2 separate regions of the Homo sapiens genome follow, and region 2 is linked to region 1. The links are chromatin loops, found by intact Hi-C in ENCODE. Cell type or tissue: heart right ventricle. All regions are shown on one strand. Links, peaks and the distances in the headings refer to the core of each region. The heading gives the core; the rest is flanking DNA.

The links. A loop is a pair of places that touch in the nucleus more often than their neighbours do. Peaks named below come from ENCODE experiments on the same cell type or tissue, not always from the same donor. Only the 100,000 strongest peaks of a DNase experiment are listed, where the experiment ranks them.
Region 2: a loop joins it to region 1, with 2.5 times the contacts of the local background. A loop is called at or near these places in 15 of 110 quality-filtered maps.

What each region holds. Positions count from the first base shown.
Region 1 is chr1:48,696,681-48,713,236 of GRCh38, reverse strand. All of the region lies in intron 6 of AGBL4 (AGBL carboxypeptidase 4), which reads left to right. Among named protein-coding and RNA genes, the nearest start is that of BEND5, 72 kb to the left of the region's middle. RefSeq lists a silencer at 3,982-4,338. In heart right ventricle, for the core only: no CTCF peak of the experiment used is centred there; no DNase peak of the experiment used is centred there; H3K27me3 peaks cover 813 bases.
Region 2 is chr1:48,811,714-48,828,269 of GRCh38, reverse strand. The region is part of intron 6 of AGBL4 (AGBL carboxypeptidase 4); the gene reads left to right. Among named protein-coding and RNA genes, the nearest start is that of BEND5, 43 kb to the right of the region's middle. In heart right ventricle, for the core only: a CTCF peak has its summit at 10,550; a DNase peak (open chromatin) is centred at 10,569.

The sequences.
Region 1 (16,556 bases), core at 4,588-12,587:
GATCACTGTGTGCCTTCTCTGGGTTGCCATCAATCAGGGCACTGCTCACTTTGCTGAATTCTCTTTGTTTCCCTCCCTGTCTCACCTACCAGACAAGAACTGCTCAAGAGCAGGGACTGTGTCTTGCTCACCATGAGTCTTGTGCCAGCACAGAGCCCAGCACTGTGTGGGCATCAGTTGACGGTACCAAGCATCCCTGTCTAGTGGATGCTCAGCTGCTGTCTCTCCAAAGTAACAGGATGCTGCACCCCTGGGAGTGACAAGCAGTTCTTAGACAGGTACTGGTACATGGGCAGCACTGACTTCCCTCCAGGGTTTCCTGGGTGGCCGCCATCTCCCTCATAGCTGCTGTTTTGGTGTCTCTCATGTGCACTCCTGTTTTAACCCCATTCACGGGGGCCACAACTATGTAATTGGATTGAGCAGACACTGACAAGGTCAATTTGATAATTTCATTAATCTTTTATCAAACATGAGCCCTGAGCTCCAGCCAGGCTCATCTGTGTGCCATCCCCAGAACGTGCCTGGTGTATTCCCATCTCACACGCCTCCTCTAGGCCAGGTGTGACTGTCCAGTGATGCCAACAGCTACTGGATGCTTCCTGGGTGCTAGGCCTGCAGCTGAGCAAGTCCCTTAACCCTGCAGACCACACTGTGGGGGTAAGGAGCTGATATATATAAAGCACACAGAACAGCATCCGGCCTGTGTTTAGAGCTCTATGTTATTATTATCACTATTATTATTATTACTTTTAATTCACAACAACATTGAGAGGTAAAGGCCTCATTTTGCTAAGGATGAAACTGAGTGCCAGAGAGGGGAAATGATATGCTCAGGGTCCTACCCGTGGGGAAAAAAGCAGCAAAGAGTGGGGCAAGCAGGTTAGAAAAGGGCCAGGTCCTGAAGAGCCTGTCTCCCTCCTCCCAGCGTGGTGTTGAGGATTGGAGGGAAGGATGGTTGAGTGTGACCAGCACAGTGCCTGGCCCACAGTACTTCTCAACACAGGTTTGTGGAACAGAAGAAGGAAGGGATATGTGTGGAAAGCCCACACACACTAAAGCTTGCTTCAGAGCCTCAGGAAAGGGAATGGGCCCCTTCCTGGGGGGAGAAGGGGAGCCTTGAGTTGGATTGGAGCTTTTAGGATTCAGAGAGAAAGGAGGAAGCAGAAAAGCAAAGAAGAGGAGGGAGTAGCACAGATGGGGCCAGAGCGAGTATGACTGAGAAAAGGAGGTGGTTCAGGAAAAGGAGGTTGGAGAACAAAATGGGAGCCACATCCTCAAGAGCCTTGGGTTGCTGTGGAAAGGTTTCCAGGAAGGAGGATGTACTCCAGTTTGCATTTTAGAAAGTTCATTCTGGCTTCAGCGTGGAGGATTGGAACAGGACAGGCTGGAAGCAAGAAGATTGTTAGGGTGCTGCTTCTGGGGTCCAGGCAAGAGGAAATAAGGACTCTCAGAGAAATTATGGGGAAAGGGAAGGGAGAGAGGGAGAAATTATGGGGAAAGGGAAGGGAGAGAGGGAGTGAGAGAGGGGTGACAGGAATGGAGGGGCAAGGGCACAGCTTGCTTTGGAGCTCGGTGGGCTGGGGAGAGGGTTGGTTCCATACTCGACCCAGGCAGGCAACACCGTGCAGATCCAGCCCCGGGGGTGAGCAGCAATTGCTGGGATAAGCCCATCCGTGTGCTCTTTGGGCCTGTTAATTAGCAGGAACAGACAGAATGTCAAATGGGACTTTCCTGACATAGCGGTGCCTGGTGCTTATCTCCCTGATTGTATGCAGACAAGTCACATTTAACACCAAAGGTTAATGACTTCCCTGGTAAGACAAGGAATGCTGGGACCCACAAACTCACACAGATGGGAACTGACAGGCTCACCCCAAAAGCATAAGAGGCCATTAAAGCACTTGTTCAGTTGGTAGTAGCATCACTCAAGGCCCAAGCTAGTCTCACCTCCAATATGTAGCATTTTCCAGCATCTCTGAACCTCAGGGCTCTCCTCCTTTGCTGATCCCTGCTCCTCCACAGCCCCCCAAGAGTGCAGCCCAGCCTTTGTCATCCTCCAGTCAGTAGACTCTGTGGATGCTGACCATGGGCTGGGCTGGAGCTGGACCCTGGGACCTGGAGGTGGATCACCTGCGGTCAGGCCCTGGAGGACCTCCAGTCAAGGGTGATCAGGGGTGAGCAGTAGGGGCAGACAGACAGACAAGGATGCACAGTGCCAGGAGTGAGGCGTGTCCCAAAGAGGAGAGATGGAGAAATCCATGTGAGAGGTTTGTCACTGGAGGCTTCCTAGGGGAGGTAATGTCTGAGCTGGATCTTAACGGATGTGCAGAAGCTCCATAGGTAGGCTGGTGGGGTGGCGAATTCCAGCCATCTTTCAAAGAGCTGCCTTATGTCCTAATAATGGTTTTATATCTGGTTGTAAAATCTGTAATGGGGTAGGGAGAACCCAGTCTTACTCATCTTTAGGTCTTCCCAGCGCAGGGCCTATAGGCAAGGTATGAAAGCATGTTGAACAGGAAGGCTCCTGGTTTCCCTGCCTCCACACTGAAAGAAAAGAGGGACAGAGGGGAGCAGGGATGGAGAATGAATGGAGGTTCCCCTAACAAGGACCCTTAAATCCAGTCTAACCAGTCTTTCTCCTGCTGGTAAACCTTCCATGGCTCCCTGCTGTACTAGGACAAAGCCTGGCCTCTTAGCTCAACTGGTATCCAATCTGGCCTTTGTATCTGGCATGTGATCACCTGTGAGCCTTCCCTCTCATGCCCGCCTTCCTCTCCACAAGCAAACCACCCCACGCTCTGGCTCCTGCATTTCTTTGGGCAGCCCCAGACAGTTCCCACCTTTAGGCTTTTCTCTCTGCTTCTTTCTCAGCTGGGAAAGTTAGTTTCCTCCAGTGAATACATCCTCCATGGCACTGTAAGTACAGTAAGAAGCCCTTCCCAGGGGAACTTCAGAGCTCAGAGTCCCACACAACCCCACTGTGCCTCAGGTAAACCTCAGTGCCCTCCCTGTTGATGTGAATGAGTGTTCATATTTCTCCTCCCTCCAAGGCAGGGGAACCGCATTTCTTCATAGTTGCAACTGCTGCTTGTGAGAGGCCCTGTGGTGACAGTGAAAGTTCAGTCTTTCCAGTCGGATTGCCACTGTTGGAGACTTGAATGCTGTCTTCATCACCCTAGGAGCTATTTGACCTTGGCAACATTATTTAATCTCTCTGTGCCTCTGGTTCCTCATCCGTAAAGTGGGTCTGTGTACAACAGGACCTATTTCATGGGGTTCTTGCAAAGATTCAATTGGTTAATTATTCAAAGCTCTTAAAATAATGCCTGGCAGGCCGGGCATGGTGGCTCACGCCTGTAATCCCAGCACTTTGGGAGGCCAAGGTGGGTGGATCACGAGGTCAGGAGATCGAGACCATCCCGGCTAACACGGTGAAACCCCGTCTCTACTAAAAATACAAAAAAATTAGCCAGGCGTGGTGGCGGGTGCCTGTAGTCCCAGATACTCAGGAGGCTGAGGCCAGAGAATGGCGTGAACCTGGAAGGCAGACCTTGCAGTGAGCTGAGATCATGCCACTGCACTCCAGCCTGGGTGACAGAGCAAGATTCCATCTCAAAATAATAATAATAATAATAATAATAATAATAATGCCTGGCAAATAGTAAGTGCTCACTAAAGGTTAGCTGTTGCTATTTAATTTGAAAAGTAAAGTGCAATGCAAGAATATTTGGGGGGTGGGGAAGCCCAAAGTTATAAAGAAATATCACTGCCTCTCAAATAACTATTTAGATTAGTGTATGTGTTTTTGGTTTTCTATTCGGTGTGTAGGTGTGTAGCATATCTGTTGTATACACACACTCACAAGATATGTACACATAAATATGACATTCTCTTGAGTAGCCTGCTTTTCTCACTTAACAACATATACAAACACTTTGGTAAACAAGTAGTATTTTTATCTGTCTTTGTAGCCACAAAGCCTAGCTCAGAGCCTAGTACAAGAATAGGCATTTCGTTGAACTTCGTGAAAGGAAAGGCGGAGGTGAAGTGGCAGTGAAGCAGGCTTGGAGCTGCACTCCAGAGAGTCACTGATAGCATAGTAGCTATCACTGTGGAGGGGAACCTTATCCAAGTAAGAGCCCTTCCTTTTAGTGATAGAGACCCAGAGGCCGGAGAGGAGAAGGGACTTCCATGAGGCCACTCGGCCAGTCAGTGAGAAGGAGATAAGAGTCCAGCCAGGCCTGTGTCTTTGTCCTCAGGCAATATGTGGCCATCCTTCCCCTCTTCCCTTCCAACTTTCTCACCCTGGTCCTGCCTGACTTTGCAGCCTCCCCAGGACTGAGTATGCAGGAAAGGCTGGAGCAGCCATCCCCTGATTGGGTCCCAGACAGGGAGGCCAAGGGAGGCAGAGGGAGGTGGCCAGTGGGGAAAAGTCACTGGCACCAGAGAGACTTATTTTCTGTGTCACTAGTGGTGGCAGGTTACCTCTCAGAGGCTATCGTATTTTGGAGGCTTTTCTTCCTGAAAGAAGGGAATGAGCTTTAGGCTCAGCCCTTCCATTCTGTCCCACACTTGGTAGCCCAGATAATCCCTTGAAAACAAGGCTGTAAGCATGACCTCCCTGCCTAGAAGATTTCAGTAGGTGCCATTGCTGGCAGAATGAAGTGTTTTAGAGCAGGGATCTTCTCTAGGGCCCTTCCTAGAAACCCACCCAACCATGGCTCTCCCTGTCATCCCACTGTCCTTCTCACTGTGCCTCTGGGCCCTTGAATATGCTGCCCTCTGCCTGAGATGCCCTCCCACATCCCTGCCTTGTCTCAGAATCATTGTGGTTCATCAAGCCCCAACGGCTCCTCTCATTCACAATGGTCAATCCCTCTTCAGGGTCCCTGCAGTCCCTGACACAACCCTTCCAGCCCCAGCTCTCCTTCATTGCTCACATCACCTGCCCTGGGTGTTATCTGGCCCATGCACAGAGAGGCACCTGAGGTAGCAGGCTGAGCAGAGGGCAACTCTTTGAGCCTGGGTGTGGGCTGGAAGATCCAGGCAGTTTTCCCACCAAAGGTAACCCTCACTCTGGATTCGGTTGTGAAAGAACACAAATGTGTGATTTTTATCCAAGACCCTGGAAAATCCCATGTTACCTTGGAAAATCCTTTCACCTCTCTCTAAGCCTCAGTTTCCACATCTGAAAAATGGCAACAATACTGCCCACATCACGGGGTTAAATGAGTGAATGTGTAGGAAACACTTAAGACATGGAAAGTGCCCACCCAATGTTCTTTTCCTCCCCTGCCCCTTTCCATTCAGAGAGCATCACTCTCAGAGTCACAAAGTAAAATATTTATAGGGGCCAAAAATGTGGCCCCAAACTCAAATGAGACAACAGAAATCACCCCGGTCAGGCATGTGAGAACCTGATAGACAGCTTGGCATGGCCCTTACTTAAACACCAGCTGAAGTGTGTCACTGCCAGAGTCTGGTGTGGACTTCATGACCTGAGACCTCACATTGGCAGTTCCCATCAGCCGCTGTAGAGAAACACCCAATTCCCAGCCCATGGAGCTTGGGCTTATGTAATGATAGACTTCACCACAAAGCACACTGAGCCTCTGGGAGTTTTTCTGAAGATTAGTCTTTGTCACTGGTGGTTTTATAATTCAAGAGGCTATTTTGACAGAGCACTGGGATGCCCAAGAGCAGCCCAGAAATTCTTTCTGGAAAATGATGCCCAAGGCATGTGTTGATTAGCCCAAGCACATGGCAGAGTGTCAATGGAAGCTCTCTCTTCTCATCCCTTGGCAATGCTGTTATGGCTCTGAGTGGGGCTCTGAGCTGCCATTTCCCACAATTGCCCAGTGCTGGTTAATTTCTTCTTACTAGGCCAAGACTTAAGTCTTTTTCTTTTCTGTTTTTGTTGTTGTTGTTGTTGTTGTTTTGGATATAGGGTCTCACTCTGTCACCCAGGCTGGAGTGCAGTGGCATGATCTTAGCTCACTGCAACCTCCGCCTCCTGGGCTCAAGCGACCCTCCCACCTCAGCCTCCCAAGTATCTGGGACTAGAGGCACTCTCCATCATGCCCAGCTAATTTTTGTATTTTTAGTAAAGATGGGGTTTCACCATGTTACCCAGGCTGGTCTCGAACTCCCGGACTCAAGCCATCCATCTGCCTCAGCCTCCCAAAGTGCTGGGATTACAGGCATGGGCCACCACTCCCAGCCAAGTTAACTCTTTAGGCAAGTTCAGGACAGGAAGGAGAGCCTGGGAGATGACTGATTTCCTAGCTGGGGTGCTTCACTCAAGAACGACCTCAGGAACATGACCAGATGGCTCAAAGTTTTCTCTTTAAGTGACTATTCCGGATGTCAGAGGCTGACCCTCAGAGCATAGACAGCTTGGATACCATATCCAGGTAACAGCTCTGGATTCAGATGTGGGAACCCCAGATAGTCACTTCATTTATTAATGCACTCATCATTTAGTCATTGATGCATTCATTTATTTAACAAAAATTTATGGAGTTAGCTCTTGGATTTTGTCGTCAAATTTACTATTTTTCTGTTTTCTAACTTTTTTTATTTACATTTTTACTACTTCTTTCCTACTGCTTTCCACAGGTTTCTTTTTGGTTCTTTTTCAAATTATGTACTTGCAGCTTTCCATTAGTTTGATAAATTGTTTTCTTATTTTCATTATTTTCTAAATATTTTGTAGTTGTATTTTTTTATTCTTTGACATAATATTTTTTAGAAAAGTGATTTCAATTTCCATGTGGCAGTTAGCTGCAGCTATTCCTGTTGTTGAAACACTGTTCCTTATTTCTGGTTTTAGCAGTTATATTTTGAGAATGAAAATTGTATATCTTTTTATCATTTGGAATTTACCAAATTCATTTATGTTTGTAGAGTAGAAATTGTTACATGTCATTAAGTAAACTTTATTATTTTTCAAATCTTTTTCCTTACTTAAGTTTCCTTTTGGCATTTTTCTTCATCTTTTAAAATATCTAATACATATAAAATAATATAGGTCCATAAGTTATAAAGCATAATCATATAATGAACACTTGCAAACTCACTACCCAACCCCAGAATTAGAACATTACCAACATATTTCTCAATGCCCTATCACTTTGTTTACCCTGGAGTTAAGCACATCATCAGTTTTGTGTTGCTCTTTTTTTGCTTTTTAAATATACTTTTTAATTGCCTAAGTAGGAATGTCTGAAACTGGAAACAACCAAATTCACTTTTTATTGTTCTCTATGTATGCCATGTAACCTCCTGCTACAATTTCTGTTGCTTTCTCCCTGAATTTCTAATATTTATTGCTTTAAATTGGAATGTTTTGTTGGGTGCAATAGGTTCATCACTGTTCAATCTTCAATATAAATTTTGCTTTTTATCAACTTAACACCATCAATCTCTTCCTTGTTAAATAATTTTGCCTCAAATTCTGCTTTGTGATTAACATTGTCACCTCTGCTTTCTATTTAATTGGGTGTGCCTAAAACATTTTGGAAGTTTAATTTTTAACATTACTGTGTAATTTTGCCTGAGATGCAGAAGAAGGTAATGTTTAAGAAGTTGTGCTCTGAGATCAGACTGGATTTAAATCTCATTTCTACTATAAGTTAGCTGTTTGACCTGGGCAAGTTACTTAGCCCCCTATGCTGCAGTTGCCAAACCTGAGACCCAAGGGTAATGATATTTCTGCCTCATATGTTTATTGGGAGAATTAGATGAGACAATGTATGTGAAATGCTTAGTACAATGCAATACACATGGCAAGTATGCAATAAATGTTAACAATTTTTATGAGATTTATCTCTTGTAAGTTGCACATAATTTAATGTTTTCATTTTAGCTTGGGAATTTTTGTCCCCTAATAGAATAATTCAGACTGTTTACCATCATTTCATATCTGCTGTTTGACTTTGTCACCCAATTGTATACTTTCTCTTTTTTATACATTTTTTGCTCTTAATGTTTTCTCTATTTTTTTAATAAACTGTTTTTTATTTTTAAAATTAATATAGAAGTTTAAAGTACTCTTTGTAAATTCATTCCCTAATGCATGCTTTAAAATGTGTGACATACAGTTATAGTCGTGTGCCACATAATGATGTTTTGGTCAAAGATGGACTGTGTGTACAACAGTGGTCCCATAAGATTATAATGGAGCTGAAAAATTCCCATCGCCTAGTGACAGCGCAGACATTGCTATATTGTAGTAGAAAGCATTACTCACATGATTGCAGTGATGCTGGTGTAAATAGAGCTACTGTGCTGCCGGTCATATAAAAGTACAGCACATACAATCATGCGCAGGACGTCATAGTTGATAATGATAATGAATGACTGTGGGATTGGCTTATGTACTTCCTACACTATACTTTTAATTATTATTTTGGAGGATACTCCTTCTTATACAAAGAAGTTAACTATAAAAACACCCTCAGGCAGGTCCTTCAGGAGGTATTCCAGAAGGCATTGTTATCATAGGAAATGACAGCTCCATGCCTGTTATTGCCCCTGAAGACCTTCCCGTGTCACAAGATGTGGAGGTAGAGGACAGTGATATTGTTGATCCTGACCTTGCGTGGGCCTAGGCTAATGTGTGTGTTCCTGTCTTAGTTTTTAACAAAAATGTTTAAAGAGTAAAAAAAACTTAACAATTTTAAACATGGAAAAAAGCTTATAGAATAAGGATATAAAGAAAGTATTTTTGTACAGGAGTACAATGTGTTTGTATTTTAAGCTAAGTGTTATTAAGAGTCAAAAAGTTAAAAAAATTAAAAGTTTATAAAGTAAAAAAGTCATAGTAAACTGAGGTTAATTTATTATTGAAAAAGAAAAATATTTTTAACAAATTGATTGTAGCCTAAGTGAACAGTGTTTCTAAAGTCTACACTCGTGCACAGTAATGTTCAAGGCCTTCACATTCGCTCACCACCGCCAGTTCTTCAAGCTCTGTTTTATACTGTAAGTGCCCTATAGAGGTATACAATTTTAAATCTTTATACTATATTTTACCGTACCTTTTCTGTTTAAACATGTCTAGATAGATCACTTTTTGGCCTTTTGGCAAGATCAAGTGTAGATATGCTTAGATACATAAATACTTTCCATTGAGTTACAATTTCCCGTAGTACTCAGTACAGTACCATGCTGTACAGGTTCATAGCCTAGGAGCCATAGGTACACCATACAGCTTAGGTATATAGTAGTGTATACCATCTAGGTTTGTGTAAGTACACTCTGTGCTGTTCGTACAACCATGCAATTGCCTAATGAGGCATTTCCCAGAACATATCCCCATCCTTTAGCAATGCATGGGTGTGTATCTATATTTCTCTAATTATCAGTTAACAACAAAGCAATAATTTTTTACTTCTCTTTATACAACATAGAATTTTATATGTTTTTATTTTTCTTGATATCCCCTTCAATGCTTGATAACTCTTTTTTTCTGATTCTAGTGCTAAGGAAAATTCAGAGATGGGTTTTTGTTTCTTAATTGCCCACCTGTTTTCCTACCTGTGTGTTCACATAACCCTTGAGGTTTATTTTGCCAAGATCTAGCTAACTATGTCTTTTTGGTTATTATTATTAACATTGCCTGGAACACTGATCTCTTTTCGGCTTTTGACTCAAGTAGATACTTGCTTTGTATCTGAAAGTCCTTTTTCCCTATTATGTATTTGTCACTTTTCTTTTTTATTTTATACCCCATCCCTACCAGGAATATTGATAATTCGAATCTAGACTTATTCTTTTCTTTTGTATCTATCATCTCCTTTCTTATCTTCATCTATGACCTCTTTTTCTGCATTCGTTGAGAATTGCTCAAATTTGTCCTCATCACTGTTTCAGTTTTCTGCAGTGTCAATTCTGTTTTTTCTCACTGCCATGGGAATTTTAATGTGGTATTTTATTTTGTCCCGACTTGCCGTATTGTCTTACTTTCAGCTTCCTTTGCATCTCTGCCTTTATCTTATCCTCCTTCCTTCTCTTCTTAGAAGCCAAGTCTTCTTGCATCTCTTGAAGAACACCAAGCAGATGGTCTCTGAAGCATTCTCGATTTTCTTTCAACTTTCTCTTTCTCTAAGTTTTTAGGGCAATGTTTCCTTTTTGCTGTAGTGTATCTCTTTAAAGGCCCATTTTTTGTTTCTTGGAGGTTTTATTTTGTTTTGCTTAATCATCTTTGAATAGAGCAGAGTCTCTGCAGACCTGGCATTTGCAAAAAGGAAGCTTAAAAGTAAAGCACTGTTAACCCCTCACTGTGGGATGTGCATCTCCAGATTTAGACCTGAAATTCAAGTCAAGGTGCCCTGCCCCAGTTCTGTTTGTGGGCTGATTTTGCCTGCCTGAAGTTGGTTTTACTCCAGGGTCAACTTCTAGATTTTCTGACTACGGAATCAAATGCAATTTGTACTTCCTCCTTGCCCAGAATAGTACCTAAAAGACCCTCCTTCCCTGCAGCATGCACTACCTCCAATGCACTTTCTATTTCATCCCTGTTTACCAGGCTTTTCTTTAAGTGTCCAGGTGTTCCTGGATGCCAGCCTATCCCCTACTTCCTGTTGTGCTGCATGCTTAGAGTTGCCATTTCTGAGTGAATGTTAAAAAAGAAGAGGCCAGGCACGGTGGCTCATGCCTGTAATCCCAGGTTTTTGCTTGGGAGGCCAAGGCGGTTGGTTCATTTGAGGTCAGGAGTTCGAGACCAGCATGGCCAACATGGTGGAACCTTGTCTTTACTAAAAATATAAAAATTAGCTAGGCGTAGTTGTGGGCACCTGTAATCCCAGCTACTTGGGAGGCTGAGGCAGGAGAATTGCTTGAGCCTGGGAGGTGGAGGTTGCAGTGAGCAGAGATCGTGTCATTGCACTCCAGCCTGGGCAACAGAGCAAGACTGACTCAAAAAACAAAAAACAAAACAAAACAAAAAAAAACAAAGAAGAAGAAGAGGGGAACATAGGGCCAGGGAGAGGGAGGGCAGTGCAGGACTCAGGCTCTGGCTGGCTCAGAAAGCAGAAGGCGGGTCGTCTAAACCGGTGGACTCCTGCTTTCCTGCTCAATGCATCCAAGGTTTAGGGACAGGACATGCAGGAAGTAAAGTGTTTTCACACAGTTTGGCATGGGGGTGAATAGTCAGAGGTGGAGTGCTGAAATTACCCACCCCCAAATTAGACAATTCATATGACTATTGTCATTTTGTGTTATTTTATGTCTTCATGAAATTTTTAATGGAAAGATGGGAGATGCCATGTTAAATATTACTAGTCAGCTACTATACCAATAGTATAACATTCAATGAAGGGTAATTTTATGTGCTTCATTCGTTCATTAACTCATTCATTCATTCATTTATGTCTATTTCCTCTAGTAGACTGAGAGTTCAGAATTATGGATTTTTATTGTTTTATTCAACAATAAAACCCAACAAAGGAACTGGCATCCGGTGGGTGCTCAAAAACTATTTGGTGAATGCACAAAACACACCCTCAGTATGAATCAAGTTATTAATCATCACCCAGTGCTGTTAATCATCATCCAGTGTATTATACATTAACAATTTTAAAGCATTTTAATGTCTATTATCTAACTTGATGCTAAAAACAACCTGGGTTGGATGTGGCTGTGTGTGCCTGTAGCTCCAGTTACTCAGAGGCTGAGGCTGCAGTGCGCCATGATGGCACCTGTGAACAGCCACTGCACTCCAGCCTGGGAAATACAATGAGATCTATCTCTAAAAAAGAAAAGAAAAAAAAAGGAAAAGAAAAAGAAAAAAAAGCCAATCTGGTATTAGGTAGAACATGTATTATTCTTCCCAGTTTATAGATGAAGAAACTGAGAACCAAAATGAGGCAGACACCTGCCTATGGTCACACAGAGTCACAGATAGGACCAGGAAGCAGTGTCCCCACCCCACAGGGTGGGTGTTCTCCTGGATCAGCTGCCTCTTCCCAGGTCTGAATGTGTGGATGAAAAGAGAAGCAAGAGAGGTCTGAAGGGGCAGGAGAAGGCTTCCTGGAAGACTAAGGCTGGCTCTTAAAGGGGAGGGACTGAGGAGGAGCATCCCAAGCAGGAGGCAGCTTGAGCAAAGATGCAGGTGTGGCCAGAGGGTCATGGGGAGATGGACCAAAGGCTCTTTCCCACCACTCCTGGGCTTGGGCATTAGTGCAAACAGAAAAATCCCCCAGAATGTTCACGCTGCACTTCAGCCAAGAGTTTTGATCTCAGCTTATCTCTGATGCTACAAGCCCTTTCACTGGCACTGTGTTCTCGTTGGGGTGGGAGGAGAAGGGAAAGAACAAAGATAGTGGAGTCAGACAAACCTGGCTTTGAAGCCTGACTCCTCCATTTACTGCAAGACCTGCCATGGACAGTATTCATCACCTCCCTGAGACTCAGTTTCCTGCCTTGTATAAATGGGATAATAATTACAGACTTGCTGACTTTTCTGGGGATTAGATGAGGTAGTGTATATGAGGTCTGTGGCACATGGTGGGTGATCAAAACTTCTTAGCTCCCTTCCTTTCCTTCTTGGCTCTTTTGTGGGTAGATAAGAGATGGCCCTGCACTTGGGATGCTGAAATAATCTTGGAACACAGCAGAGGGACATGCAGATAGTGTGGCAGCCAGTTGAGACCACACATGCCCTCCTACCTGTCAGGTCCACACACTGCCTTTCTCAGAAGGGGACATCATTTTACATTTCCCTCCTCTGAATGTTGAGGCTAATTTCCTCTTAAGTGAAGCCCTTGATAGCTGAGCCTCCACATATGGCAGACTTCCCTTGTTTGCTGTCAGAACAAAGCCCCATGCTCCATGCAAATGCTGTGCATTTCAATTGTGCTGTGCAGCCCTCTCCTTGCTAACCATCCTGGAAGAAGAGCACAAGGAGCATCATGGACAGGATACTGTCAGAGGGAGCCTGGATGTGCTGGATAACTTGCTCCAGCTTCAGGAACTGCCCTACAGACATTGCCCCAAATAGCTGGATTCCTGGGAGCCAAAATGGAGGGAACCTATGAGCAATGTGCAGGCATTTGATAGACTCTATTGTGTGTGAAATTATCTGCTGGGCACCTTCTAGGTGGAGGCAAGGGGAAGGGAAAGGGGCACAGAGGAGTTAATAGTGTCATTAACATCCGGGTGCAGTGGCTCATGCCTATGATCCCAGCACTTTGGGAGGCCAAGGCAGGTGAATTGCTTGATCCAAGGAGTTTGAGTTTGAGACCAGCCTGAGCAACGTAGTGAGACTCTGTCTCTAAATATATATATATAATGTATATTTATATATGTATATGTATGTATGTATATAAAATAAAAATAGTATCATGAGAGTGCATGGTTTGGGTTATCCCAGAGCAGACCCTGAGACAAGACCCTGAATGCAAGTAATTTTTTTGGAAAATGAGAAAAACCAGGAGGAAATGGGAAATAAGATAGAAACGGGAAGGAAGCCAATCAAGGGTAAGTTACTGAAAACTTCACCCTTTGTGGACAACTGAGGTTCAATGCTGCTCACTCTGGGAGACAGTGTAGAATATGCCTTGCAATTATCCCCAACAAAAGGTAAGAGAGCCAGGGTAATTTATTCACAAATTCTCATCAGTCATTGATTGAGAGCTGTTGGATTGGGGAAGAAGGTGTAAATTCTTTGGCACCTTTGTCTTGCCATGTATATGGACAGAGTGGATTCCAATGGCCAGAGAGAGGCATCAGGTACAGATGCTGGTAGTTGAACATCAGGTTGCATGAGGTGGGCTGATGGAATATGGGCATGACAGCAAACAGTATCTTGTACAGAGAAAGACACAGACATAAATGTAAAAATGATAATATTCAAACGATAATTAATTGAGTGCCTACTATGTGCCAAGAATTTTATATTCTTACAGCATCGCCACAAAGTAGGCATTATTGTCCCTATTTTACAGAGAACAAAACTCAGGGGCTAAAAGGGTCTGTATCATGCCTAAGACCACAGAGCATTAAGCAACCTAGCCAGTAGGCAAACCCTTGCTGCCTGACTCCAAAGCCTGGGTCCTATGCAGAGCTCCCCCTGAGACAGGATAGAAATGAAAGCTGAGCCCCACATGCTGGGACAATGTCTGGCTGTAGGACCAGAATTATGGATGTCCTCCTCCTAGAGGCAGGCATGAGAGACCAGGAAAATCTTTGGATGTAGAGATGCAGCTAGAGAAATATATGGTCCACAGAGGATCCCCAACCTACTAGCACCAATGAGAGTTAAATTGTTTTAAAGATGTGGGGAGGTGATTCCAGCTTCTAAGGGCAGCTAGCAGTTTGGGATCAGCTGGACCTAGGTTTAAACACTGCTCTCCTTCCTATTTTTTTGCTCTGTGACCAGTTATTTAACTTCTCTGGGCCTTAGCATTCTCATCTATAAAATAGGACAACAGCATTACCTCGCCAGGGTGTTGTGAAAATGAAATGATGGTGTACATGTAACGTACCTGTCCCAATGCTGGGCACATAGTAGGTGGGACTTGAGGCCAGGAGACACTGCTCAGTTTCATGCCCTCTTCTTGGGCAAGGTTTGTCTCCTGTATGAGCCTTGGTCTCCCAATTCATCAAATGGAGATAAGAATCTGTGGCCCACAAGTACACAGGGCTGCTGTGAGCTGGGCAGGACTAAAGGACAGAAACATCACAGTGATCCAGCTCCCCATGTGAGCAGTGGAGGAGCTCAGGATGAGGACAAAAGGCACTTGGTTCTGATCTGGTCTCGGCCACCAACATCTCAGGTGGCCTTGGCAGTTTCCTTTTTCTTTGAGTCAAAATGTTGGTGTTGGGTAAGGAGGTCTTTGAAGGCTCTGAGCTATTGGGCTTCTCTCCCACTGTACCGTAGTGACCTTCCTCTTCTCATCTCCCTGCCAGGCCCATGCTCTGGTTTATCACCACCTTTCCCTGTCCACTCCAGCCTCTTTGCTGCTTCTCTATGCTTCCCTGCACCCTGCATCCCACTGATCTTTTCTTGGACTGGCCCCAAGCCTGGTAACCATCCTCAGTGCCCATGGCCTAGCTGAGGTCACCCCCAAACCAAGGCTTAGCTGTGTGTATGGAGGCAGATTTCCCAGAGTGGAGGGTCACCATGGCCTGGGTACAGTGGAGGGAGAACACAGTCCAGAGCCTGGGCTATTCCAGGCTCAGTCCAGCCATGGCCCAGCCTTAGGAGTCATTCCGTGACAGTAGTCATTTGGTAACTGGCCTTGGGGTTTGGTCTGGAATCCGGCTGAGGGATCCAGTTGTGACCAGAGTCAGGCTGGGTGGCTGAGGCTCAGAAGCTGCATATAACGTTTTTTTCTCAAATATTCAGCCACCTTTTCCATAAACCACCAGGAAGTTAGCCTCTTGCATCAACCCAGGTGTCAGGACATTTGCCCAAACTTCTTTAAGTGATTTCAGGCTCCAGATCTAGAGAGGTTTCTGTCACCATTCTTTCTGTATCTTTATTCTGGGTATGTCTCAAGGGCCAGAATTAATGGAGTAGGTGAATGGTTACATAGTGTGATTTCAGGGATACCAAGGAAGTTGCTAGAAACCCGTAATGCTATTTCTATCTTTCTGGTCAGTACTGAAATCTCTCAGCTATAGATCCATTCATCTGGATTAGTTTTTGAAGCACTGGAAAAATCACTGGACCAGAAGTCAGTAGATGGGGACCCAAGTCTCATCTTTGCTTCCTACTTACCATTGTATTACCACACTTCTCTCAGCCTCACTTTACCTATCTGTAAAATGGGAAAGATAATGCCTGCCCTTCAGAATTGTTATCTAGATTAAGTGAGACCTAGAGAGTAGAGCACTGGCACCTGGCAGGGGCTCCATAAACATCCCTTCCTTTCCCTAGCCTTTCTGTAGAAAGAACAAAGTGGATTCTCAGGGCGCCATGCTGGAAGTCACCAGCAGGTGGCAGCACGGGGCATTTTCATTCCTTCCTCTCCTAATGAACCAGGTGGTGCTTTGGTGATGTCCAAAGATGAACCCGGGCCGTGGTAAGCTCCCTGGCCCTTCAGAATAGTAAAGCTTAGACAACCTTCTGTCTTGCTTGGTGAAGAGCAGCTGAATCCTCTACTGGCAGGGGCTGAGTTGGTGACAGCTACAGAATATTACCCAGATATAGAAACATGTCAGCCTCACCCCTGCCCTCAAAGAGTCTGCAGTCTAGGGAGGGAGGCCTGGGTGCATGCAGTAGGCAATAGAGGGGGAGAAGGTGAGCACACAAGCTGTGGGAGTGAGGTGAGGGACACCCACCAGTGCAAAGGGTGTCAGCAAGGGCTTCCTCAGGGAGGAGGGGCCACGGAGAAGGAAGTCAGGGACACCGGGAGGTGGCTAAGATATTTCAAGGGCTACCCTTGATTCTGCGTGTTTGAAGCACAACTACCTCTCATTTTCACTACAGACCAAGCTATCTCTGTAGGCCACATTGCTGTAATTTCTATAAACTCCTCAACTCTCTCACTTTCTCACTCCGGTGATGCCTGATCTCCCAACAGATGCTGAGTGAAGCCCCTCCT
Region 2 (16,556 bases), core at 5,641-13,640, 110 kb before region 1:
CTTCTCTCTTCTACTGTCTGATGTTTTGGCATGAGGTGGGAGAGATTTGAACCCCATTTTCTTTTTTTCTTTTTTTTTTTTTTTGAGATGGAGTTGCCCAGGCTGGAGTACAGTGGCGCAATCTTGGCTCACTGCAACCTCCACCTGCTGGGTTCAAGCAATTCTTCTGCCTCAGCCTCCCAAGTAGCTGGGACTACAGGTGCATACCACCATGCCCGGCTAATTTGTGTGTGTGTGTGTGTGTGTGTGTGTGTGTGTGTGTGTGTGTGTGTGTATTTTTAGTAGAGACGGGGTCTCACATGCTGGGCAGGCTGGTCTCAAACTCCTGACCTCGTGATCTGCCCGCCTCGGCCTCCCAAAGTGCTGGGATTACAGGCATGAGCCGCCGCTCCTGGCCCCCATTTTCAATACTTACTAGCAATGCAGCTCCCTGCTAGTCCCCAGCCTGTTTTCACTTTTGTGACTCCATTTGTAAAAGGGAATATCCACCACATGAGGTTTGTCTCATCCCCCAGCCTGTGGAAAATTTCCCAGCTGTCATGATTCTGTACAGCTAAGACTGTTTCTTGCTTGCAACCCGCTTAAAAGGGCTTCCTAAACAAGGAAGCATGCAGAACTACATGTCTGCACACAGTAGTTACTCAAGAAATTATGTTTGCCTTGAGTTGAAGTTGATAACTGCATGGGGCAGTTATCCAGAGCAAGGACATGGAGCCAGACAATCTGAGAGCCAAGAAAACGATAGCAGTGTGGATGGTGGCCAACAGTGTGAAGACACAAGACCAGAGCTTTCACCCCAGTAGGCTTCTGGGGCTTTTCTGTAGCATAAGCAGATGTTGGCTGTATGTAAAGACCCATGACCTGGGAAGCTAGGGAGAGGCCAGGATTATAAGAGTTAATATTTACAAAGTGCTTGCCATGCCATTTTGTGAGAGATAAGAATTACTTTCCCTATTACTCCTCTTTCATTTGCTTCAGCATGAATTTACTAAGCACCTTGGCTATATCGAGACCTGCTCTAGTCAGTAAAGATGCAGAGACAGTATAATGGAGGAAAGACATGGAAGCAACCAACTAAAATTCAAATACTGCAGACTTTCTACCAAATGAAAGTATAGTACAGTAATAGCATACTGAGGCAATACAAAAATGGTAATTCTGATTTAAGAAATCAGGGGTAATTTCAAAGAAAACATAGCATTTGTCCAGAATCTTGAAGGACAAACAAGATCTTGACTTGTTTGAGATCTTGACTTATCTTGATCTTGATAGAGGGGGAAAGAATATTCAGGCAGTGGGAAAAGCATAGTGGTGAAAGAGTGCAGAGCCTATTTGAGGACTGGTGAATAGTCCCATGTAGCAGACTCCGGGGCATGGGGATAAGAGGAGAGTGTGAAGTGATGCAATGGAAGATGAGGGTGGGAAGGACATTGGAGCCAGATCCTTGAAGGTTTCCTGTTAACCAGAAAGACTCAGCGTTTGTTAAGTCTTTTAGGGTTCAGAAGGTTGGGCTCAAATAGGCAATATGCTGGCATGGAATCAAAATCATGGAAACAATTAAGGGGAACAAGATAAAACTTATTCTTCTCCTGCCTAGACCTTTATTCAATCCACTATCTGGAGGTGTTTGTAACCTCTAACTTTCCAGCCTCCTCTTGCTTTATATCTTCTTTCTTGGGCCATGAGGCCATTTCCAAATTTTCTTAACCTGAAGTTCATCTGATTCCTAGGCTCTGGAGTCTCTTTGAATGAAGCTTATTATCTCCCACCACAAACCTGCTTTTGGTTGGGTGTGGGGTGCAAAGGAACCAGGTGGTGGACTGGGATTGTAGCTCACATACATGTTTTGCTAATGTGTGCCAGTTCTCTGGCCCAGAATGCCAGTTTCAGTAGTTCATGGTGATGGTACATGGCTTTAACAGTGCCAGCCAATTCAGCAAACTCCTTCACACCTTTTATTTTGTTTAATTATCCTACCAATTATCAATTGGTATAATGCAATTATCATCAGCCCCATTTTACAGAATGTGAGACTGAAGCATGTGATAGTAGCTGAGGCTGGCTTGGGACTCTCATCTTCTGAAGCAAGCTAAAGATTGACTGTAGAGGGAAGGGTTATCAAAGGAGTGACAGGAGGGAGATCCTCATTACCTGAGATTTTAGGGAAGAAGTTGTTCCTTGAAGCTTGGGGCTTAAATGCAATAAAGGGATCGTTTATAAGAGAAAGTCCCTGTCACTTTGAATTGTGGGTGAAGGTAGAAGGGCTCTGAGATCCAAAATGAAGGTCCTAGACAAGCAGAGGGCAAAGCCACGGAGTCTGAAAGCAGTGGAGAAGTCCTTCCTTTCATTTCTTCCCCCCTAAATCTTCCAGCACAGGACTTCCCTGCTTAAGCACCTTCCTTGTCTCCCCATTGCCCATAGAAGACAGTGCAATGTCATTAACAGGGCACTGAGAGACACATACAGACTACCTCCAAGAGATATTTCCATTTTTATCTCTTAGATGCTCTGAGTTTTTCACTTGGTACTTGCATATATGATGCATTTTACCACTTCTTTGCCTTTGCTCATGCTCTTTCTTCTGAGGAAAATGCCCTTTCCCCTTGGTTCCTACTTGTTCCTTTATTTATGCACTTATTCACTTAGTCAATGAGCGAATAAAATACCTATTATACGCCAAGCACTCCTCTGGGCACTGGGAATACAATAGAAAACATCATAAAATATCAATAGTCTCTGCTTACATGGGGGAAGGTGGAAAGTATTAAACAATCACACAAATATATACAGACAAACTCTAATCAGGGCAAAGAAAAAATAAATGGTGCAATAAGATATTGTGCCACAAAGTCCTAGTTATGCTGGGATATCAAGGAGGGCTTTTCTGAGGTGGGATATTTAAATTGACCCTTAAGACCTCTGATACCATCAGGACAGTTCAGGGACAGAATCTTCTATAAAACTGACTCCAGAGGCTGGTTGGAGTATTGGAAGTCACAGACCCAGTGAGAAGGCGGGTTGCGCTAAAATCGGAATCTTTCCCTCCCTCCTGGCCTCCGCAGCAATTCCCAAAATAGGAAGCGAAGAGAATTGTGTTTGTGTTCGAAGCTGAAATTATTCTTGTTTCCCTCCTCCCTCCAAGCTACCCCTGCCGGTATGTTTCTCACCCATCTCAGTATTCATTTTAGAGTCATAAAGAGCCTAACATGAGCATCTCCCATGTGCCAAACATGTGCTAGGCACTTGATGTACATCTTCACATTAAATCCTTACAGCAATGTGCTGAGGTCAGTATTACAGTTCTAATTGCATAAATGGAGAAACTGAGGCTCAGTAAGGTTAAGAGATTTGCCAGTTTTACACAGGTAGTTGCAGAGCTGAGATTCCAGGTCAGCCAGTCACACCCACTTGTTCTAGCACTGCTCTCTGGAGCACGCAGAGCACATCTGCTTCCTCGCTTGCCCCCGTAGCCCCTCAGCTTTGAAGGCAGTAACCTGGCCTACCTCCAAGTCATCTCTTCTCCAGGCCAAGCTCCCCAGCCATTAGCTTTTATCCCAAGGATGTCAGGTTTAGAGCCTTTTTACCCCTAGTTGTTCTTCTTCCACTGGGATCTTGTTTGTTCCTTTGGAGAGCAAATCTAGGCATGCTACTCCAGCAAGTAGATTCCTCCCCCAACTCCCACTGACCTGCATCTAAACACCAATACCTCACTAGAGCTAATAAAGCCTTGTGTGACTGACCTCTGTCTGCCTCTCCAGTCTTACATTTTAACATTTACCCAACCACTATCTCCTCTACCACCCCTCACCCTAACACTCTGCACTCTGAACTTTCTGATGTCCTCCATTCTTTCTTACTGCTCTTCCTAACCTATCTATTCCTGTGCCTTCAGTTAACTGACTCCCATTTATTAGAGGTTAAGTCTTCATAAGAAAAGTCTGCTCTGATCATGTGGGTTATGGTGAATGTTCTTCATCCATGCTCACATGACCCCCATGTATTTTAGGTCCTAGCTCTTGGTGTGCTGGTTTGTGACTGTCATCTTATATATGACTCCCCCATTGTGAGCCACTTAAAAGCAGAAAAATAGGTTTGACTTTCCTTTCTTTACATTCCCAGTGGCATATATTAGGTGTTCAGTGAAAACAGAGGAAAAGAAGGAAGAAAGAAGGGAGGGAGGAAGAGAGAAAGGCTCAAAGAAACACATGGCTCTTGGAGGGCTCACAGTCTTATTGACACATCTTGGGAGAAGGAAACTATCCTAATGACATGTGCACATATACACACACACACACACACCTTTTGTCCCACCATCCTTTTCTCTTATGTATTCCTGGTAACGATTCTGATAAGCAGATATTCCCATTCTACAGATGCCAAAACTAAGGCCTAGCAGAGGTTCCTTAATTCAGAGATGAAATAAATAGACCTGAAATTCAAGTGATATCAACATTCATTTGTTCAATTATTCATCCATGCATTACACATGCTTTGGTACCTCTTCTGTTCCATATTTTGTGTTGGCCACTGGGAAACAGGAGAATCAGATTTATTCCTGACCTAGAGAAAGTCTAAAGGAGGACAAGGAGAAGTGAAGCAATGCAGTACAATAGTCATAGCCAAGTAGAAATGTGTGCAGGGTGCTGTGTGAGCAGCAAGGAAGGGGCAGGAAGCTTTTCCTAAGCAGGAGGCATTGAAGCTGGGTTTTGAGGGGAAAATGGGAACTTCTCAGGCAGACAACAAAGGTGAAGTACATTCTAAACAGAGGCCTTGGGAAAAGAAGAAGGAGAGAATCAGGAAAGGTGATTGGTAAGGACTTGCACCTTTAAATCACCAGAGTACTCAGTCTGCCCCAGCTGACCTTTCCCCTGGTGTTGGAGTCTAGCCAACCTTGGAGTGTGCATAGGCCTCCAGCTAGGGCTGGCTTACTTAGCAGGGGATGTTGGTTAATTATTTGGCACTGTGTTCCAGCCTACTGAGCAGTGTTAGACATAACAGAGGGAACCAGAGGTGATAGATGGTGATGGGAAATCAAAATTGCTTCTTAGAGTTTGCTTCCTGACTGTGCCTACTGTAAAACACACTATTAGAAGGAAGAAAATATTTGCTCTATTAATAAATAAACATGTAGTGAATAGTTAGATGTATTAGAAAACCAAGTCACTTCTAGAATCTTGGGAAGTCTGGTGCCAGAAGAGTGGTACAAGGAATAAGAATGTTTTCTATCGAATAGTCCTGGTATGTTTGGTGCAATGCAATGGAATGAAAAGGTCCTGGGCTGGGACCATGAGACCTAGGTTTGCATTCTATCTCTCAAATTCATTAGGTCAACTCTGATGCCACTTAGGCAATGTGGATGCCAAAAAGGCCAATGTGATCAAAGTCTGTGTTAATAGAAGTCTAATTATAAAACAAGGAGGGATATATTTATTAGTCAGAGTTCTCCAGAGATACAGAACCAGTAAGATGTGTGTGTGTATGCTATAAAGAACTGGGCCATGCAATTATGAAGACTGACAAGTTCCAAGGCCTGCAGTCAGCAAGCTGGAGTCCCAGGAGAGCCAATGGTGTAGTTTATTTTGTTTGTTTGTTTATTTGGAGGAATCACAATACTCAATTGTAATAACTACTGTAAAGTTAATATAATCAAGACAGTGTGGTATTGACAAAGACATATACATTTAGATCAATAGAGCAGAGTAGAGAGTTCTACCCACACAAATATGGTCAATTGATTTTGAACAAAGATGCAAAGGCAATTCAATGAAGAAAGGATTATCTTTTCAACAGATGGTGCTGGAACAATTGGACTTCACATAAATCAAATCATATAGCATGTGCTCTTCTAGGTCCGATTGCTTCCTCAATATATTATTTTTTAGATTCATCCAGATTGTTGCATGTATCAATAGTTTATTCCTTTTTAGTCTTCTTTAGCATTCCATTGCTCATAATATACCATAATTTGTTTATCCATTCACCTATTTGAATTGTTTTCAGTTTTTGGCTTTTCTGGAAAAATATGCTATCATCATTCTTGAACAAGTCTTTTTTGTGAATATATGTTTTGATTTCATTGGATAAGTAGCCAGGAATATAATTGCAGAATCAATTATATAAGAAACTTCCAGTTTTCCAAGGTGTTTGTATCATTTTATAACTCCTCCCAGTTTTGTCCAATTGCTCCATACCTTTGTCAATACTTGATATTGTCACTCCTTTTGAGTTTTGTTACTCCAGTGAGTGTTTAGTAGTATTTCCTTATGGCTTTAATTTGCATTTCCCTAACAAGTAATGATGTTCAACACTTTTTCATGAGTTTATTGGACATTCAAATATCTTCTTCTGTGAAATGTCTGTTCAATCTTTTGCTCTTACCAAAATTGGATCGTCTCTTTGTTATGGATTTGTATGAGTTCTTAATATATTTTGGATATAAATCATTTGCTAATTATATTATTGTCAATGCTTTCCCCTGTTGTTGCTTGCCTTTTCACTTTCTTAATATCTCTAATTTTTAAAAATTTTAGATTCAGGGGCACATGTGCAGGTTTTGTTACATGGATATATTGCATAATGGTGAGGTTTGGGCTTCTAGTGTACCCATCAACCATAGAGTTAATGTTGTCCCCAACAGGTCATTTTTTAACGTTCCCCCTCCTCCCACTCTCGCAGCTTTTGGAGTCCCCAGTGTCTGTTATTTTCATCTTTATATCCATATGTGTCCATTGTTTAGCTCCCATTTGTAAGTGAAAACATGTGGTACTTGACTTTCTGTTTCTGAGTTATTTCACTTAGGAATATGGTCTCCAGATCCATCCATGTTGCTGCAAAGGACATGATTTCATTCTTTTCATGGCTGCATAGTATTTCATGGTGTATATATACCACATTTTCTTTATCCAGCCAGCCACTGATGGACACTTAGACTGATTCCATGACTTTGCAATTGTGAATTGTGCTGTGATAAAAATATAAGTGCATGTGTCTTTTTGAAACAATGATTTATTTTCTTTTGGGTAGATGCCCAGTAGTGACATTGCTAGGTCAAATGGTAGTTCTATTTTTAGTTCTTTGAGAAATCCCCATACTGTTTTTCATAGATGTTATACTAATTTACATTTCCATCAACATATCCCTTTTCTCCACATCCACACTAATATCTGTTGTTGTTTTGCTTTTTAATGATAGCCATTCTTACTGGTGTAAGATGATATCTCAATGTGGTTTTAATTTGCATTTCTCTGATGATTAGTGATGTTGAGCATTTTTTCATATGTTTATTGGCCACTTGTATGTCTTCTTTTGAGAAATATCTGTTCACATCCTTTGTCCACTTTTTAATGGGATTGTTTGGTTTTTTTTCTTGTTGAATTGTTTGAGTTTATTGTAGATTCTGGATATTAGTCCTTTGTCAGACACATATTTCGCAAATATTTTCTCCCATTCTGTAGCTTGTCCGTTTACCCTGTTATTTCTTTAGCTGTGCAGAAACTTTATCATTTATTAAGTCCCCTAATGGTATAGCTCTAATCTGAGTTCAAAGGCCTGAGAACTAGGTAGAGCCAACTATAGTTCCAGTCCAAAGGTTGACAGGCTCAAGACCTAGGAACAGCTGATATTTCGGTTGGAGTTTGAAGGCAGGGAAAAAGCTGGTTTCCCAGTTCAAAATCAGGGAGGTAAGAGGAGTTGCCTCTTATTCAGGGAATAATATTCTCTTATTTAGCCTTTTGTTGTATTCAGACTTTCAACTGATTGGATGAAGCCCACCCACATTACGGAGGGCAATCTGCTTTACTCAACAATAAAGCATAGTTTAACATTTATCAATTTAAGTGTTAAACTCATCCAAAAATGCCCTCCCAGAAACACCCAAAATAATGTTTGATCCAATATTTGTGTACCTCCTCATAGCCAGTCAAGGTGACACATAAAATTAACCATCACAAGGAGTGATGATGCCTCTATATTCTGTACCAGTTATAGGTCTCTGGGGAACCCGATATTCAGTTCAGATCTTCAAACCTTAAATGAGAGTGTTTTCTAAGGAAGTCCCAGGGCCCAGACAGTACTCAGAACTATAGCACTGGAGTCAAAATAACCTGAGGATAACAAATAGAAAACCCAGAGAAAAGACCTTATCCTTGTTCCATGTAATTTCTTGTTTCAATTTTTCCACCTGTAAAGTAGAAATAATAATTGTGCTTACTTAGAATGGAAGTTAGGAAGGTTGAATTAGACAATCAGCATGAAAACACACAGCACAATGCAGAAGGCAGCAGAATGGCTTTGTGTGGCTACATGAGGGAATACTATGATTGGAGAGCAGAGCTTAAGAGAGCCCATTTTAGGCTCAATAGAAGAACCATTTGAATCAAGAGTGGGGTTACTATCAGCTTTCTTAGGTGGCAAGATCCCCATCACTGGATGTGTGTGAGCAAAAGCTGGACCACCTATTGGCAAGAACACTTTAAAGAGAACAGAAACACCATACATTGGTGGATGGGCTAAAGCCTATTAAGAGTCTTGCAAAGAACTCCTTACAAATAAAAGTTCTTCCCCTTCTGGAGCTTGTTTTTCCTCCAATGTCAAATGCAAACACTGGACTAGAAGATTTCCAGGGGCTCTTGTAAGTCTAGCATTCCTTGGTTCACACTTTGCAACTTTCACCAGAACTACTGCTGTAGTCCCCAAATTGGCCTCTCTACCTTCAACCTGTATCTGTATCCCCCACAAATCCACCCCTTAAATCCATTCCCAAGTCCATGCTGCAGCCGGAGAGACCTTCTTGGCATATGACTCTGGCCACTTCCTGACCCTGCTTAACACTTTTGATGCTTCCTTATTGCCCTCAGGATAAATGCCAACCTCTCTAGCCTTTCTCAGAGAAGGGCTGCTTTACACTGGCATTCAAGGCTCTTCAGAATCTGGCCTAATGACCCCTTTTATCACTCCTTTTCATGCACCCAGCATTTTAGCCACAACTAAGCACTGGTTATTCCCCAAAACATAACAGATTCTTTCACACTTCCATACCTTTTTGTCCTGTTTTATTTTTCCAGAATGCTTTATCTCCTTATCTGCCTCCTTATCCTTCAAAATCTATTTTCAATATCGTCATCTCTAGGAAGCCTTCACTGACCACCCAGGCTGATTTAGGAGAAAACTGTCTGTACGAGCCTCTTTCACACAGCAGCAGAGTTGTCCTTCTTCAATATTTCATGAAGCTTTGAGGGCAAAGACAAGCATCCAGTCCATTGTATATATTTTTAATACTTGCTTCCTAATTGAAGGAAAATATATTTCCATGATGCAGGCTAGCTTCCTCACTCCAGGATGTGGAATATAGTGACTTTGTGGGGTTGCCATTATGACAAATCATTTCCTCTGCTTGCCAATCAATATATGTCTATTCAAGAAAAACACATGAAAAAATAAACTTAAAATGCTCAAAAACTATCACCGTTGCTATATTGATGTATTTCTTTCCAGGCTGTTTTTTGCATGCATATTATAAAGAAGATGTCAAATATCTAGTATTTTTCTTACTCTTTTTTCTCTTAATATTACAGTATTAGAATTTTCCATGTTAATATATAGTTGTTCATAACCATTGTTTTTAAGACTAGATAATATTCCATCAAGTAAATAAGTAAGTAAATAACTGTTTGGTTGAACGTTTAAGTGCATATTTTTTCACCATTATAAAAAATTCAATCACAGGCATCTTTGTGCATAAAGCATTTCTCTGTGTTTAGGATTTGTGTCTGAGGATCAGTGTCTGTGGCTGTTTTTATCTTGTGAAAATCAGGGCCTTTATCTAGAATCTGCCTGTGTTTTCTCCCCCAAACCTCCCAGACCAAAAAAGCAAAAACTGACATCAGTGCCCTAAGAGTCACTTAGTGCAATGTTTCATGTATGGCTCCCAATTAAGGCAATATGCCCCTTTTCAAATATGGCCATAAATATTTTCCTTCGGTGAAGTAGATGCCACGGAGATAATATTGATTGCAAATTACAGCCTTTGTAATTAACTAATTTACGCAGCTGGAAGATGGAGCTGGTGAAATCATTTGCTTCTGAAGGAGAATGGTGGCCTTTCCAAATTTGACTATCAGATATGAATTTGACCTAATCTCGGGAATGTTTCCGGCTGGAAGATGGAGCTGGTGAAATCATTTGCTTCTGAAGGAGAATGGTGGCCTTTCCAAATTTGACTATCAGATATGAATTTGACCTAATCTCGGGAATGTTTCCGGTAAGACTGCAGACTCTCAGGTGCTTAAGAAGTCACTGAGGCTCTGGACAAACAGGAACGTATTAGCTTTTTGCCTACTGACTACACAGCCTCCACCATTCACCCAAAATGGATCTGCATCTCCCAGGTGCATCTGCAAGCACACAAAAACACACACTGGGAAGGGGTATGAGCTGAGGTTAGTCCTAGGTGCTGCACTTTCTATTCCTGACATATCAGGATGTGTGGGAGGGAGGCCAAAGCTGCAGCACCAGGCTGGGCTTCCAGTCCTGTTGCTACTGTGGAAGCTGGCTCCAGACAGGTGGGGGCAGCAAAGAGCCAGCCTGTATGGTCAGCTGGGATTCTAGTTGACCAAAGCTGTTGGGAGAACTCAAGCTCATCAGTGTGGCAAGTTAGACAACTTGATCTGGACACATGCATAAATGGAACAGGGGTCCAGATACCCACAGGATTAATACTAATAAACCATTTTGCTTAAGCAGCAAAACTCGGTTTATATATTGAATGATAGAAAATTATTTTATTGAATCCTCTCCATAAGCACACCCATTTGATAAATAAAGAAACTGAAGTTCAGGCTAGTTAAATAGCTTTTTCCCAAGTTCACACTTGGGCCCTAAATGTCAAAGCTAGTGATTAAACAGGTCTTCTGACTCCATGGAGTGACAGGATTATGTTACGTTCTTTGTATCCACTATCTCATTTGATTCTGGAGGCTAGTCAACCAGGTACCTTTTTAAGTGGATAGGCTGAGGCCTAAACTTAACAGAATACCACTATTCCAGTGATAAAGGATCTTTAGGGGCAGGAAATAGCAACATTCAAAATGTCATACGTTGGGAGAGGGGTGGGCGCTCATCTCTGGCTTTCATAAAGCACTTGGGCAAACACCCCTCCTCATTTTTTTTCCCAGTTTTTCTTCTTTGTGCTCAAACTATTCTCAAGTATTTACAGTTCCTAGAATGGACTAACTTCTATTTCATTTCCAGGCTTTTGCACATGTTGGTCCCTCAGCCTCAAATGACTTCCTTCACACTTGTTGATCTAGTTAATTCCTATTCATCGTGACCACCTTCGAGGGCATTCTCTAAGCCCCTCCTTGCCTAGACAGATGTAGGTATATCTTCTGTGCTTTCACAGTGGTTTGCACAAACCTCTATCGTAGCATGTATCATACTACTGCATACTATGATATCTTTTTCCTTCATTAGATTGTGGACGCTTTACAGACAGAACCATATCTTATTCATCTCTCTGCTGGGCACATAGTTGGTGTTCAAACATTTGTTGAATTACTGTATGTACACATGAAGAAGCATCTTTCAAGATTCTTACAAAAGTTCAGAGGGTACCAGAGGTTTCTTATTGATTATAGGGACTAGTTACCATAATCCTTGAGGGAAATGAGAGTTGACCCTTAAACCTGAGGGTTACAGGCTGGCATTTCCTTGCTCTCTTTAGAAACATGATAAGTTTCTTGCCTTTGTAGTTATCTGGTTAAAAGGTATTTCAAATTCTTATTATACCTCATTCAACATATACCTATTCCTTATCTTATTCCTACAAGTACCTGAATGTAGAGGCCAGGCCCCACCACAGTTCTGTTTGAGTTACTTTTTAGATTGACTTGGCAAAGCAAAATCTGGCTGTTCTGCCATAAAAGGATGATCTCAGATATGATCAAGGGACTTCAAATCGTATCTGCCCATCCAAAAAGCAACAGTGCAACTATTTCAAAGGTTACCTTTAGTCCTCAACTTGTATACAACCTTCTCCCCAGCTAACCACTGCTAATCTGACATAAGCATTTAACTGTAATTCTATATAGCAAAATCCATAATCAACAGAGCTGGCGACATCTCTGTCTAGCTCTCTGTCTCTGTCTGTCTGTGTCTGTCTGTCTCTCTCTCTTTCTCTCTACACACACACACACACACACACACACACACACACACACACACACACAAAACAGTTCCTCAATAAGTGGCCAAAATCTGCCCATGTTTTGTTTAGTTTGAGCAGCTAATGCCAGAACAAAGGTAATGAAATATATTAATTACATTAGAGATATTTTAGAGAACCAAGATTTGCTTTCAGAAAGAGAGACCACATCTGACTGAGCTAAGTTGATAGCAACATGCAGATAATTAACAGCTAATAACATTAGCGTTGTAATTAGAACTGCCTTGAACTCTTAACCCATCTGCCTTTCTGATTTTGAGATCCATACAGTGAAGAACAAGATGATCGTTCTCTTTCTTGATTTGCCTGGATGTTTATAATATATTCTCTCCCAAATAAATATTACTAACTGCTATCTTTCACTTTCTACCTACTGTGTGCCAGGTGCTCTATAGATACTGAGTATATGAAGAATATATTATGCACTCAACCCTTGAGGAATTAAATATAGTTTACTTCTCTCAAAAAACTTATCTGGTAGGAATTATGACACCTATTTTTTTTTAGATAAGGAAACTGAGTGAAGTCACTTGTTGAAAGCTACCGAGCTGGTTAACTAAGCACAGATTCAAAATTAGTTCCTACTGACTCCTGTTCTTTCCATCATACCACACTGTTCTACAAATGGCCATTATTGCTATTACCTTGGTAATTTACTCACCCTGGTTGAATTTCTGGTATTCAACTCACTGTTCTGTTTAACAGTGAAGGAAAACATGAAAGGGAAAATGTAACTAAGCATGAGGTCAAGTACCCTACCTGTTTGTTTGAAAAATTCACCATTATTGTTGGAATAATCAGTCCCTGGAGTCCCAACAAAAGATGAGCAAATGATCTGAACAGACATTTCTCAAAAGACATACAAATGACCAAAAAATATATGGAAAATGCTGAATGTCATTAATCATTAAGGAAATTCCAATGAAAACCACAATGAGGTATCATCTCACCCATGAGGGTGGCTATTATTGAGAAGACAAAAATAATAAATGCTGGAAAGGATGTGGAGAAAAGGGAACTCTTATACACCGTTGATGGGAATGTAAACTAGTACAGCCACTGTGGAGAACAGTATGGAGTTTCCTCAAAAAAGTACAAATAGAGCTACTACATGATCCAGCAATCCCACTACTGGGCATTTATCCAAAGGAAAGGAAATCAGTATATCAAAAAGACATCTGCACCACCATGTTTATTGCAGAACTGTTAACAGCCAAGATGTAGATCTAGGTGTCCAACAACAGATGAATGGATAAAGAAAATGTGGTGTATATACACAATGGAATACTAGTCAATCATCAAAAAGACTGACATCCTGTCATTTATGGCAACATGGAAGAAGCTGGAGGACATTCTGTAAAGTGAAATAAGCCGGGAACAGAAAGTTAAATACCGCATGTTCTCACTCATATGTGGATGCTAAAAAAAAAAAAAAAAAAAGTTGATCTCATACATAGGGAGAGATTTGCTACAGGATACAAGATTACAGGTAGATAGGAGGAATAAGTTCTAGGGCTCTATGCCACTGTAGGATGACTATAGTTAACAATAATAGTTATATAATTTCAGCTAGAACAATGATATTGAATGTTTCCAGCACAAAGAAATAAGTGTGAGATGATGGATATGCTAATTACCTTGATCTGATCACTATATATTATATATATCAAAATATCACTATGTTTCCCATGAATATGTACAATTATTATATGTCAATTAAAAAATATTTTTAAAAAGTAGCAAATGAGCAGAATTCAGTGATGGGAAAATAAGCAGGAAGTCCTTAAATGTTAATGTTAGCAAGTAAATTACACCAGTGAGGTTTAAACTCTTGGCTGAAGATCAAGAGAAGAGCAAAGAGATTCAAGGTCCCAAGGAGGAGGTTGACAGGGAACTGGGGGACAATCAGTCTCTGGCTAAAACTACTTGACAGCAATATTGCTGAAGGTGTTGCTGAAATAACATCATGACAGGATTTTGCCAGGGGATTCAAAAATACCCAAATCTAACCTCATCTCAGCCAATTCTCCCTGGCAACTCCTTGAGGCAAATATATTCACAAGAGAGGAGAAGTTAGTTATTATTATTATTACCTAGGATTTTGGCTCCAAATCCCAGTGCATAACATGACTGAGCTGAGCTGAACTAAAATGAAGGTCCTTTTCTCCCAGAGCCCTCTCCTGAGCCTTGATTTGAAAAAAAAAAAAAGCTACCCAAAATGTCTCCATCAGAGCCAGAAGAGAAGGAGCAAAGAAGTCTACACAGGAAGAATAGTAAGTCTAGTACTAGGATCCACCTTACCCAATTCTGCTCCATCACCAGTTATTACTTTCCACCAAGGCTTCAAGGAAGGGAAATACACAAAGTCTGACCCATGAGAAGCAAAGCAACACCTTACTCTTAGCTGGAAATTTGAGCTCAAACCCTAGTGCAGAGAGCCCTGGTGGCCAGGTTGTAGATATAGTAAACAATAAATGAGATAATACGTGAGGCTTCCATCATCAAGCCTAGGCTCCCTTTAGATGAGGTCAGCCTCCTCCTGGGAGCCTGGAATCACTTCTCTCTTCTCTTGAACCTCAACCAAGAGTCCAGACCTCCCTAATGCCATGTGCTTACAAATCTGGACATCTAAGAACAACCTACTTGATTTTCCCATTGCTTATTTCCACTCATGAACTGAAGTTTTTTTGTTTTGTTTTTCTGCCAGTTCATCTCACAAGCCTGCCTGTATTTCTCTAAAACAATATGACACTGTTTCTTCTTCATATATTGAATTCATGTCTCTCAGCAGACATTACCGTCTTTTAGAAACTTCCTAATCCACTCCCTCTGACTACCTCACTTTGCCTCCAATCTGGGTTAGGTGCCTCTTCTGTGTTTCAACAGCCCCCTTGTCTTCCGTCTCTCAAAGCACTTATCACTCCATTTTTTTTATTATTATTATACTTTAAGTTTTAGGGTACATGTGCACAACTTGCAGGTTTGTTACATATGTATACATGTGCCATGTTGGTGTGCTGCACCCATTAACTCGTCATTTAGCATTAGGTATATCTCCTAATGCTATCCCTCCCCTCTCCCCCCACCCCACAACAGTCCCCAGTGTGTGATGTTCCCCTTCCTGTGTCCATGTGTTCTCATTGTTCAATTCCCACCTATGAGTGAGAACATGCAGTGTTTGGTTTTTTGTCCTTGCGATAGTTTGCTGAGAATGATGGTTTCCAGCTTCATCCATGTCCCTACAAAGGACATGAACTCATCATTTTTTATGGCTGCATAGTATTCCATGGTGTATATGTGCCACATTTTCTTAATCCAGTCTATCATTGTTGGACATTTGGGTTGGTTCCAAGTCTTTGCTGTTGTGAATAGTGCCGCAATAAACATATGTGTGCATGTGTCTTTATAGCAGCATGATTTATAATCCTTTGGGTATATACCCAGTAATGGGAGAATGTTTTTCTCCCAGAAATGAAATCCTTAAAGGTTGGGAATGTATCTGATTCACTGCTGTTTCCCCAGTGTTTAGCCCAGGATTTGGCACAGAGCAGACTCTAGAGAGTGTTTGATGAATAAATAAATTAAGAAATTACTGAGTTTGTCTAGGCCAGCGCAGTGTTGTCCAGGAGCAGGTGGGGGAAATAGGAATATCTGATCCAGAGTCCTTATTGTGAATTAAGAACCTCCTAATCTACTTCCTCCTTCTGTTCATGACCCATAGCCCCAAAATGACTATTCACCTAAAATCATACTCATCCTCTCCCCCATCACACAGCACGAATTCCCTTTTCTAAGACTTCAGATATTCTGAATCCAGCTTTGTAGTTTTCACTGGACAACTTTCAGCCTTGAGAAATATGCCTCTTGGCCTGACTCATCCCTGGGAACTTCTGTCCATTTTGATGCCCACAAAGACAATTCCCCACCTGTAAGATCCCAGCCACACAACAGACCCACACTTATTATCTGTCTCAACTTCAGGTAGTGGCCTCTCATCATGTTTCCTGACTATGCTGCCCTGACTTCTGGATGGACCTTCCTGAGTTTGCCTTTCTTCCTGAACTTCCAAGTCACCTCTCACAGTTACCCAATCCCTGTGTAAGACCTTGCTGAACGGTTCCTTATCTTTCATCTCAGACCCTCTTGATGCCTGCCTCTTGGGCTGTGATCAGAGATAGCCATGCCCTGGACACTGCTGTGTCAACCCCTCTAGCAGGAGGCTCTAAAATCAGATCCCACCCACTCCGTACATACCCTATCTGTTGCAACACAATGTGCTCTTCCTAGATATGCACCCAAAAGCCACTCTAGTAGAGAGGGTTGGACCTCACAGAAA